Linked DNA regions of Homo sapiens: region 1 is linked to region 2. Evidence: chromatin contacts called from ENCODE Hi-C or POLR2A ChIA-PET data. All regions are on one chromosome and are shown on one strand. The core of a region is the stretch at or near the end of the contact, and the rest is flanking DNA. Distances in the headings are between cores, read along the strand shown. Region 1 overlaps LINC02615 (long intergenic non-protein coding RNA 2615). Region 2 has its middle 41 kb from the start of LINC02615.

Region 1 (3,837 bases), core at 308-2,807, 67 kb after region 2:
CCAACCTATGCAATTACTCAGGGGCCAAAGGAAAGACAAGCCCAGTTTAATAAAACCCAACAGCAGGGATGTAGAGAATCAATAAATGTTGGTTGATGTCCACAGGGCAGCTTGGAAGCAACTGGAAGACCTTTTACAGCTGGTTATTTTTGAACAACAATCTAAGATGTATAAAAGCAGAAATAAAAATAACTGAAGAAAGGAGCCCTGACTTGCTGCCTTGAAATCATGAGTGTGCTGTGGTTGATTTGTAGCTTTTTGCAGTATGGTCAAGATGACCCCTGATTCAATACCTCCTTTTCCTACCACCTGCCTCCCCTGGGTGGGGGAGGGGAAAACCGTGCTAAAATATTCTATAGAACCAGTACTCTAAGAAGCAGCCTCTATAGCAACCAAGCAGGTAGGAGGTAGCTGCTGTAGTTTCTATCTTTTACCTTTTTCCTCCAAATATCCAGATTTCTAAGGGGTGAGAAAACACAAACACCAAAAACATCATTGGAATTTTGGATTAAAGACAAGACAGCTATCTGTCTTGTCTCATTTTTGATACACCAGCTGATAATTGGGCTATATCTGAGTCTAAAAATAACACATAGTACATTAAAATAATATTCCTTGGCTACAATTCCAAAGTGGTATTCTGGGATTTCTGTGCATTAATCCTGTAACAATAACAGGATTTGGGCTTTTAACTCCCCTGGTGTAGCTTTGAAAATCTAGCCTAAAGCAGCTAATGTTGCCGTTTAAATCATCCTCTCACTATCCTTAGGGAAATGTGGAGATTAAAAAAATGACAGCCCAACTGCTCAAATGACCTATACCTGGGAGAATAAGAGAAACAACCTATTTCCTCTCAGGAACTGGGCCGATCAATATAAATATTTCAAAAGGACCATCATGCAATAAAGGCCTTGGAATTTGTATCCTACATCAGAGCACCCTAGATATTTCCAACATAGACCTATCAGGTTTTCCACAAGGGAGGGAGACATTGTAACAGTTGAATAACTGGAACTGAACTGGGTTGCACGTGTGTGAGCCTCTGTGTGTGTGTGTGTGTGTGTTTGTGTGTTTAGGAAAGGAAGGGAAAGGAGGCCATTATTATTGTGTATGTTTCTGGTAAACATTCTTTTTTTCCCCTACTGAAACTTGGGCGTATCCCAGAAATTAGGTGCTGTTAATCGTGTCAGCTAAAAAAAAAAAAAAAAAAAAAAAAAAAGCATGTTCTAAAATATGCACACAGTTCTAAATTGAAGCTCTAAATAGCTTTAAATTGAAGTGGCAGGAGTTTTTCAATGATACCATTAATTGCATTTCATTAATTGGGAAAAAGAGCTTTTGTGTAGCTGTGGTTATGATGGGCTGGATTTAATCAGTGTAGGTACCACTAACAGGCTGGCACTGCTTTCGGCCTGCAATGCCTTTGAAATTCTAAAATGGAAAAGGAGGCCAACACACTGAGCAATTATTTCAGAACAGATTGCCCGTTAACATTTCATAATATCACCGAAATACATCCTTTCTGGGACAGAGACTTGCTTTGGCTATGAACATCCAAGAGGTGGCAGCACCCCATGCTCCGTTGGCTTTCTGCATCCCTCCAGATGAGAGCTCACCGCAGAGGTCTCATCATTGCGTCACCTGAAAGCCAGTTAGGAGGGCGGAGGTGGGGGGGAGGTGATGGAGGGAAGAGGTAGCGTTTTGTATTTCAGTTCTTCTGGAAGAGTTCAGGAAACAGCTGCATGGATTGTTTTAAATGGACTTGAAAAGGTTTTTCTTTTCTTTTCCTCCCTGAAATCTACTGCCCTGTGCAGTATCTCTCTATGAAGACCACATGAGTGCACTTACGTGTTCTCTGATTCACTCCCTGAGGGAGGAAGGAAGAGTTTCAATTGCCTGGGATCCCCTGAGACCTCATTTTCAATTCTCTGCACTTGTCTTTTATAAACACAGGAAGGTGGGATGAAGACGGCATTATTGACAATTATTTTTTGAGCATGTATGTGGGCAGGGCACTGACCACATCATCAAGAATGTGACACAGTCGGCTGCTAGGATAATTCTCTTCTTCCCTAACTGTTCCTCCAGGTCCCCCATACACATAGAAATCTCATGCTAAAAATATTTTACACAACAAATAGCTGTTGAGATCGCATCAAACCCTGAACAATAAGGAGCAATATAACCTTACGTGCTAGGTGTCATGTGCCTGATATGAGAAGCATCTGGTGACATGGGTGAAGGAGTGTCAGGGCTGGTCTAGCCTGGCCACTGTCCAACTATCTGTGGAAACTGGCCCTCGTCATGCTAGGAAGTGTGAGGGCAAGAGCTGGAATACACTGAGGCAGCCTTGCTGTTGGGGGTTATTGGCAGCTGTTGGGGGTTAGAGACAGGACTCTCATGGGTAAGTAGTGTGCAAAATGCCACAGGAGGCTGGAGCTGGGCTCAGCAACAGTCTAGGGTCCAGCACAGCTCAGCTGTGGGCCTATCCCCATCCTATCCAGCACAGGGACTTGGCCTCTGTGTACACCACTACGGCTGCTTGGCCTCACCTTCAACTCTGTGTACCTTTTCCTTAACTCATTTCTTCAGCTTAGTCTTGACCTTGACACCCTCATACCCTCTGTCCCATAGCTTTCCTACATGGCACCTGCTCTCTGGGTACATCTTTTTAGCTTCTGGTCCCACTAACAATTCAGAGACTATTTTCCCTGTATTTCCTGGTTAATTTTGAGGGAAGTGTGGAGGGGGAAGGGAAGGAGGAAGGGAAGAGAGACTCATTGGCTGAGTTAATTGCATTCTTCCTGTCTGGACAGAGCTTTGGAGGCCAGGCCATCTCCCAGGGGATGAGTTAGGCTCTGCTTGGCCACCTTTGAGTCACTTTTAGACCTGTGCAGGGCTGTCCCCCAGCCTGGGCTATGGGCATGGTTGTTCCCTTCAGGAGGACCGTGGATGTGGTAGACACCAAATTTGACATATTGTCCCTTTCCCCATACAAAGGAAGGCTCAACGATGCTGGATATCCTGCTGTCAGGGTACTACCCTGGTGAGTTGCTCAGACTCTAGGAAGAGAGAAAGGAACCTCTTTTCTTCTTTACAAGAAAGCAGTCATGAAGCTTGGAGAATACACATAAGAGTGATAATTTACACTCAATCTTCAATGATTCCAGAAACTTGGGGAAAGAGGTACAGATCCTTCATTTGAACCATGATGCCATGTATTTTGCATAGCGCAGCTTGGTTTGGACTAGGCTGAGGGAGGGGAGTGGCTGAGTTAGATACCAGTCTCCTTGTTATAGTCAAGTCTTCCTTAATAAGGTCTCAAGCTTGCATTTTAATCCAAAGACAGATTCTCGAGTGCTACCTCTTGGTGCTACTTCTAGGCGCCATGACATATTCAGCAATGAGCTCCTCACCTGTTGCCCAGTGCATTGGCAGCATCCCTGGTTGATGCAGCCAAGCCATCTGGAGCAGGGCAAGGGGGGCACACGGGGTATGAAAGCCAGATAGCTGCCAGATGCTGCAGTTTCTTGGCTGTGGCCTTGGCCTTCCTCTAGTCCTTTCACTATTATGCTGAGGGCATGTGGCAAAACAAGGCAGGCCCCACGGGCAGCTTATTTGCTTTTGGCTACTTCCAGTTGAGCCACCAAGAACTTGAGGAGCTTTTTCTTCTTCAGCTATTTTTCTTGAGAGCCTGAACATCCCCTCCATCTCTTCCACTTGTAGCGCTTGTAGTCAGCCTCAGCCATAAGCCACTGACAAGAGTGTATTAACTGCAGATGTGAGGATGAAGCAAGGGCAAACTATGGTTAGTTTTCAGAGGTGACTGAGCCCCTT
Region 2 (4,404 bases), core at 1,238-3,737:
GTTGGGAATGATTTGGACTCTGCACACACAGTTGGGATTCCCTTCAAGGTTATTGGACTACCTTAGACCAGAGGTTTGGCTTGATGGTTATGTCACCATCACCAGCGGGAAGGGCAGCATGGTGGCACCGTCTCTCAGTGGCCTTCCCGACGCCTCCAATGCGATTTCTGTTCATCTTTAAAGAAATAAAGTCTGATTTAGAGCTTTGTATTTCTTTCTTAGTGTTCGTTATAAAAGTGACCATTAAATATGAGGTTTTAGTGACTAAAACAGTTGGAGGCTACAGCTGGGCTGACAGCTTTAGTGGAGAGTTTATTTTCTTTCTTTTTTTCCCTCCTGCCTGGCTTCAGCTTTAAATTAGATTGTAATAATCATAACAAAGCTTCTCCCTGCCCTTAGTTGAAAGCACATTGCAGACCTGAACTCTTTCTGAGACTTTATTTATGACGGAATCCCACACCATTTTAGAGCTTTCATCTTCCATGTGCTCAGCATTTTATGGGTCTCCGTTTTCTGTAGCATTTCTGAAACCATGGTTCAAAACAATGTCAATTCCCTCAGGCACCAGAAAGATCTAGGAAGAGTGTGTCCCGCTCTCCTCATTGTTTGCATAGATGTGTTGACACTGTCATTGTGTTAACTCTGGAATACACAGTAAAGTGGGTTAGTTAAGGCTTTAACTAACTTTGACTAGTATGGCTTTGCAGCCTTATTTCCTGGGTATATTCCCAACTTAGGTACTTATTAGCTGTGTGACCTTAGATACCTTAGCAAACGTTTCTGTATTACATCTTCCTAGTTGTGAAGAGAGAACAATGGTAGCACTGACCTCCAAGAGTGGTTGCGAGGATTAAACGAGTACTTTCAGCACTTGGAAGAATTCTTTGCAGCAGTAAGTGCTTAACAAATGTGAGTTGTTGGTATTATCCCAGAAGTTCATGAATTGATGAAACTGGATGGTCGAGTAGTCATAAAATAATCCTCCTTTACTTGGTCTGCTTGTTTGTGCTTGCTAATGGTATGGTTAGAAGATTTTAAAGGTTAGACAACCACAGTCAATTGGTGGCTACACTGAATTATCATTTCCTGGAGACAGCAGGAGGCAGTGTAGTTTAGCTGTTAAGAGCATTGGGTTTGGAGTCAGAAAGCCTAGTCGAGCATCAGTTCTGTTTCTTACATGGCCTCTTAGTGGCTCAGTTCCCTCATCTGTAAAATGGAGCTAATTCCTCACAAGACCTTTTGCAAGAAAAATGTATGTGAATGTCTGGAGCACACATTAAATACTCAAAAAAGTTGTTGTGGGTGAGGGGAGGAGTGAGGGGAAGAGAGATTGATTTAAGGTCAGATCTGTTTGTTTATCATGAGTTCCCTGGTAACAAGCAATGGAGATGGGAGTTTGCTCAGAGCCGTCAGCATCCAGCTGTGAAAGGGAAACACTCAGGCTCTTTTAACTTTGAGAATGTTGACATAAATTACAAAACCAAGAAGGACAAATGGCAATTTGCTGCTGTCAGTATTATAAACATCAGTGTGAGGGTGGACAGTTTAGCTCAGATGAGTCATTCCGGGTCTGTCCTGTCTTGTCCAGAAGCTTCACTTGCATAAGATGGGGTACCATTGGCAGAGGAAAGAAGCAAGCTAAGGACCCAGTCTGTCTTCTTACTGCTGGAAATAGTGGCAGTGGCTGGGCTGTCCCAGGGTTTATTCACTGTTACAAGGTTCTGAAACTTTAGGGGGTATAAAACTCAAGTGGGGAACTTGTTAAAAGGGCACCTTCCAAAGCCTTATTCACAAACATTTCAATTCAGTAGGTTGTTGGTAGGGCCCAGGAATCTGCTTGTTTTCTGGCTCTCTAGGTACTTCTAACACAGGTGCTTAGAAACTACACTTTGAAAAAGACAATTCCAGTGAGATTGGGCAGAGTAAAGTTTCCGTGTAGGAGGAGCTGCCTCTGCCAGGCTTTTCCCCAGCATTATGGTTTGCTTCTAAAAAGGAAGCAAACAACCAGAAAACAAAAAAGCCAAATTTGCTTTATTTTGAGTCAAAGCACCACTTAATAACTTGTGTCAATTGTTTCTCACAACACTGCATGAAAGACTTAATATTAATTCCATTTGACATTAGAGGAGTCGGGGACTTTTGGTGCAAGCATGAATTAGAGGCAAACATTGCACAGGTTCTTCAGTTTGTCTCCAGCCATCTGGGTATTGCTAAACACATCTGTTTCTTCTCTTGGAGAGGATGCCCCAGTGTTGTCACATGATTTAAATTATGGCAAGAGTGGAGGTTCCGTTTGTCCACTTCCCTGGTTTGCAGGGATGGCTCGGGGGAGCCTTGCTTTGCCGTGACTGGCATTCATCCAGGGCCCGGGCATTTAACTCTGAATTTTGATTTGGGCATTTGCCTGGTGTGATATTCTGCCAGGGCCTTCCCAGTCTGTTCTCTGCTGTTTTGCTCCTGAAGATTTATGGCTAATGAAGGGATAAAGAAAGGTCGTGGCGAGAGGCGGCAGCATGTGGTGGTGACTCATGGTCTGGGCCTGGTGTGGAGCCAGTTTGGGTGGAACGCTCCACTGGCTGCTGTGCCTGTTTTCACGTGGCTCTTTGCCACAGCCCTGCAGGAGGCAGTTTCTTGCCTGTCTCTGGTCAGAGAGGCCTGGTGATTCTGCCTGTCTCCTGCTGTTATGGACTCAGGTCAGGGCACTAAAGCCTGGCGGCCTTTTGACAAACAGTCTCACAAATGGGAGCTCAGGAGACAGTGGGATGGGCCGGTCCTGGGAAGGGCTCCAAAGCCACTCCAACGTGGGGGACACAGTAGCAGCATGGGCCGAAGGAAGTCAAGTGAAGCTACTAGCAGGACAGGGTTTCTCAGCCTTGGCACTGTTGACATTTTGGACAAGATAATTCTTTATTGCGGGGCTGCACTGTGCATTGTAGGATGGTGAGTGGCATCCCTGGCCCCTACTCACTAGAGGTTAGTAGCCCCACAGCCCCTCTCAGTTAATGCAACCAGCAAAATCACCCCTGGTTGAGAACCACTGTGGTAGGTTGGGTTCCAGGCATGTGGCCAGGGTTAAGAAGATCCATCCACCATCCTGTTTTTATTGAGTACTTACCACGTGGCAGGCATTCTTTGCATTCATTATCTCATTTAATCCCCATAACAACCCTAAGATGAAGGAACTCTATTGCTCCCATTTTCTGGATAAGAAAACTGAAGTTTATAAAAGTAACTTGCCCAAGGTCACATAGTGTGGGGCTCATATATGTGTCAGATGCCCTTTCCTCACCCTGTGGCCATATGTAATGAAGCCATAATATGGAAGCCTGGGAGAAAAGCTGCAATGCGTGACAACAGCTGGCATGTAGTGTAAGGGGGTGCTGCCTGTTGAGCTCCAGGGCTGAGATTGAGGAGTCTAATTACAAACCCTGTGGAGATAGTTAAGGGCTTACATGAACTTGAATACCAGGTGGATGATTCAGATAGAGATGGAGCTACTGGAAATGCCATGTAGGTTGGGGGTTGGTTGCAGGTAAACTTTTACCTATGCCCAACTGTTGTCCCTCACTTGTTCATGACACTGGATCCCCTGAGATATGACTCCTGATGTGAGCCCAAATGTGCTTTTTCCACTTCAAATACTGCTCATTGGACTGGGGTCTCTCACCCCAACCTCCATTCCTCCTTAGGGACCAGCCCTTCTCTTGCCTGAATCTTAGCTTCTTCCACTGACACCACGCTGCCTTGGGTTGGGACATGCCTGAGCTATGACATGTACATTGAAATGACTAGACAACACGAGGTTGCTCGTCACCTCTGGCACAGTAAAGACCCTGGGACATGACAACTGAAGCTGGTGTGATCTCCAGTGCATGTAAAATACTTGTAGTTTATAGGAACTGATGATTCTGAATTGAATGCCAATCCTTGGGAAGGTTTTTAAAAGGAAAGATCAGAGTTTCTGATATTGTGGTTTCCTCAATATCAAAGGCACCAGGTGGAGGTGAGAAAGATGTTACCTGAAATCCAGGTGAGCCTCTTCAATGGGCTTTTTAAGGATGTTTTCCCATTAGTGGGGCAGGACAGGTTTTGGAGTGCATGATTACTTTGTAGTCTGGCTGATATCTAGAACCAAATGGGCTTCAATTTGGAAAATGACATTCACAGATAGCATTAGCTTGAATTACATGGATTTCTCCTCTATTTACACCCAATTAATTAGCACTTAAACACATGTGCAATGTGAATACTGGGAATACCTTTGCAAAAAGGAAAATTCTGACTGAGTTGCAAAGCCTGCTTGGGACCTGCAATTGTTTGGGGGGTCCTACTGCTCATGGACCTGATAGACGCTGATGTCCCACAGAGCCTTCTCAGTGTGACATTTTGCTCAGCACAGTCACT

The links. A loop is a pair of places that touch in the nucleus more often than their neighbours do. ChIA-PET counts read pairs that join two places held with the same protein, here RNA polymerase II (POLR2A). Pooled maps may share reads with other maps.
Region 1: a loop to region 2 is called in a map of prostate gland, with 7 times the contacts of the local background. The contact joins two enhancer-like sites. A Hi-C loop is called at or near these places in 7 of 168 maps with a recorded cell type or tissue (IMR-90, PC-9, ascending aorta and 4 more) and 14 of 50 pooled maps. POLR2A ChIA-PET finds 5 or more read pairs at or near these places in 1 of 52 experiments (MCF 10A).

The regions. Positions count from the first base shown.
Region 1 is chr4:128,452,879-128,456,715 of GRCh38, forward strand. The region is part of intron 1 of LINC02615 (long intergenic non-protein coding RNA 2615); the gene reads left to right. Among named protein-coding and RNA genes, the nearest start is that of LINC02615, 27 kb to the left of the region's middle. Within about 2 kb of position 1,558, at least 5 of the 41 ENCODE cell types and tissues checked have a DNase peak (open chromatin) inside an H3K27ac peak, as active enhancers do.
Region 2 is chr4:128,384,669-128,389,072 of GRCh38, forward strand. No RefSeq gene overlaps it. Among named protein-coding and RNA genes, the nearest start is that of LINC02615, 41 kb to the right of the region's middle. RefSeq lists an enhancer at 3,002-4,201. Within about 2 kb of position 2,488, at least 27 of the 41 ENCODE cell types and tissues checked have a DNase peak (open chromatin) inside an H3K27ac peak, as active enhancers do.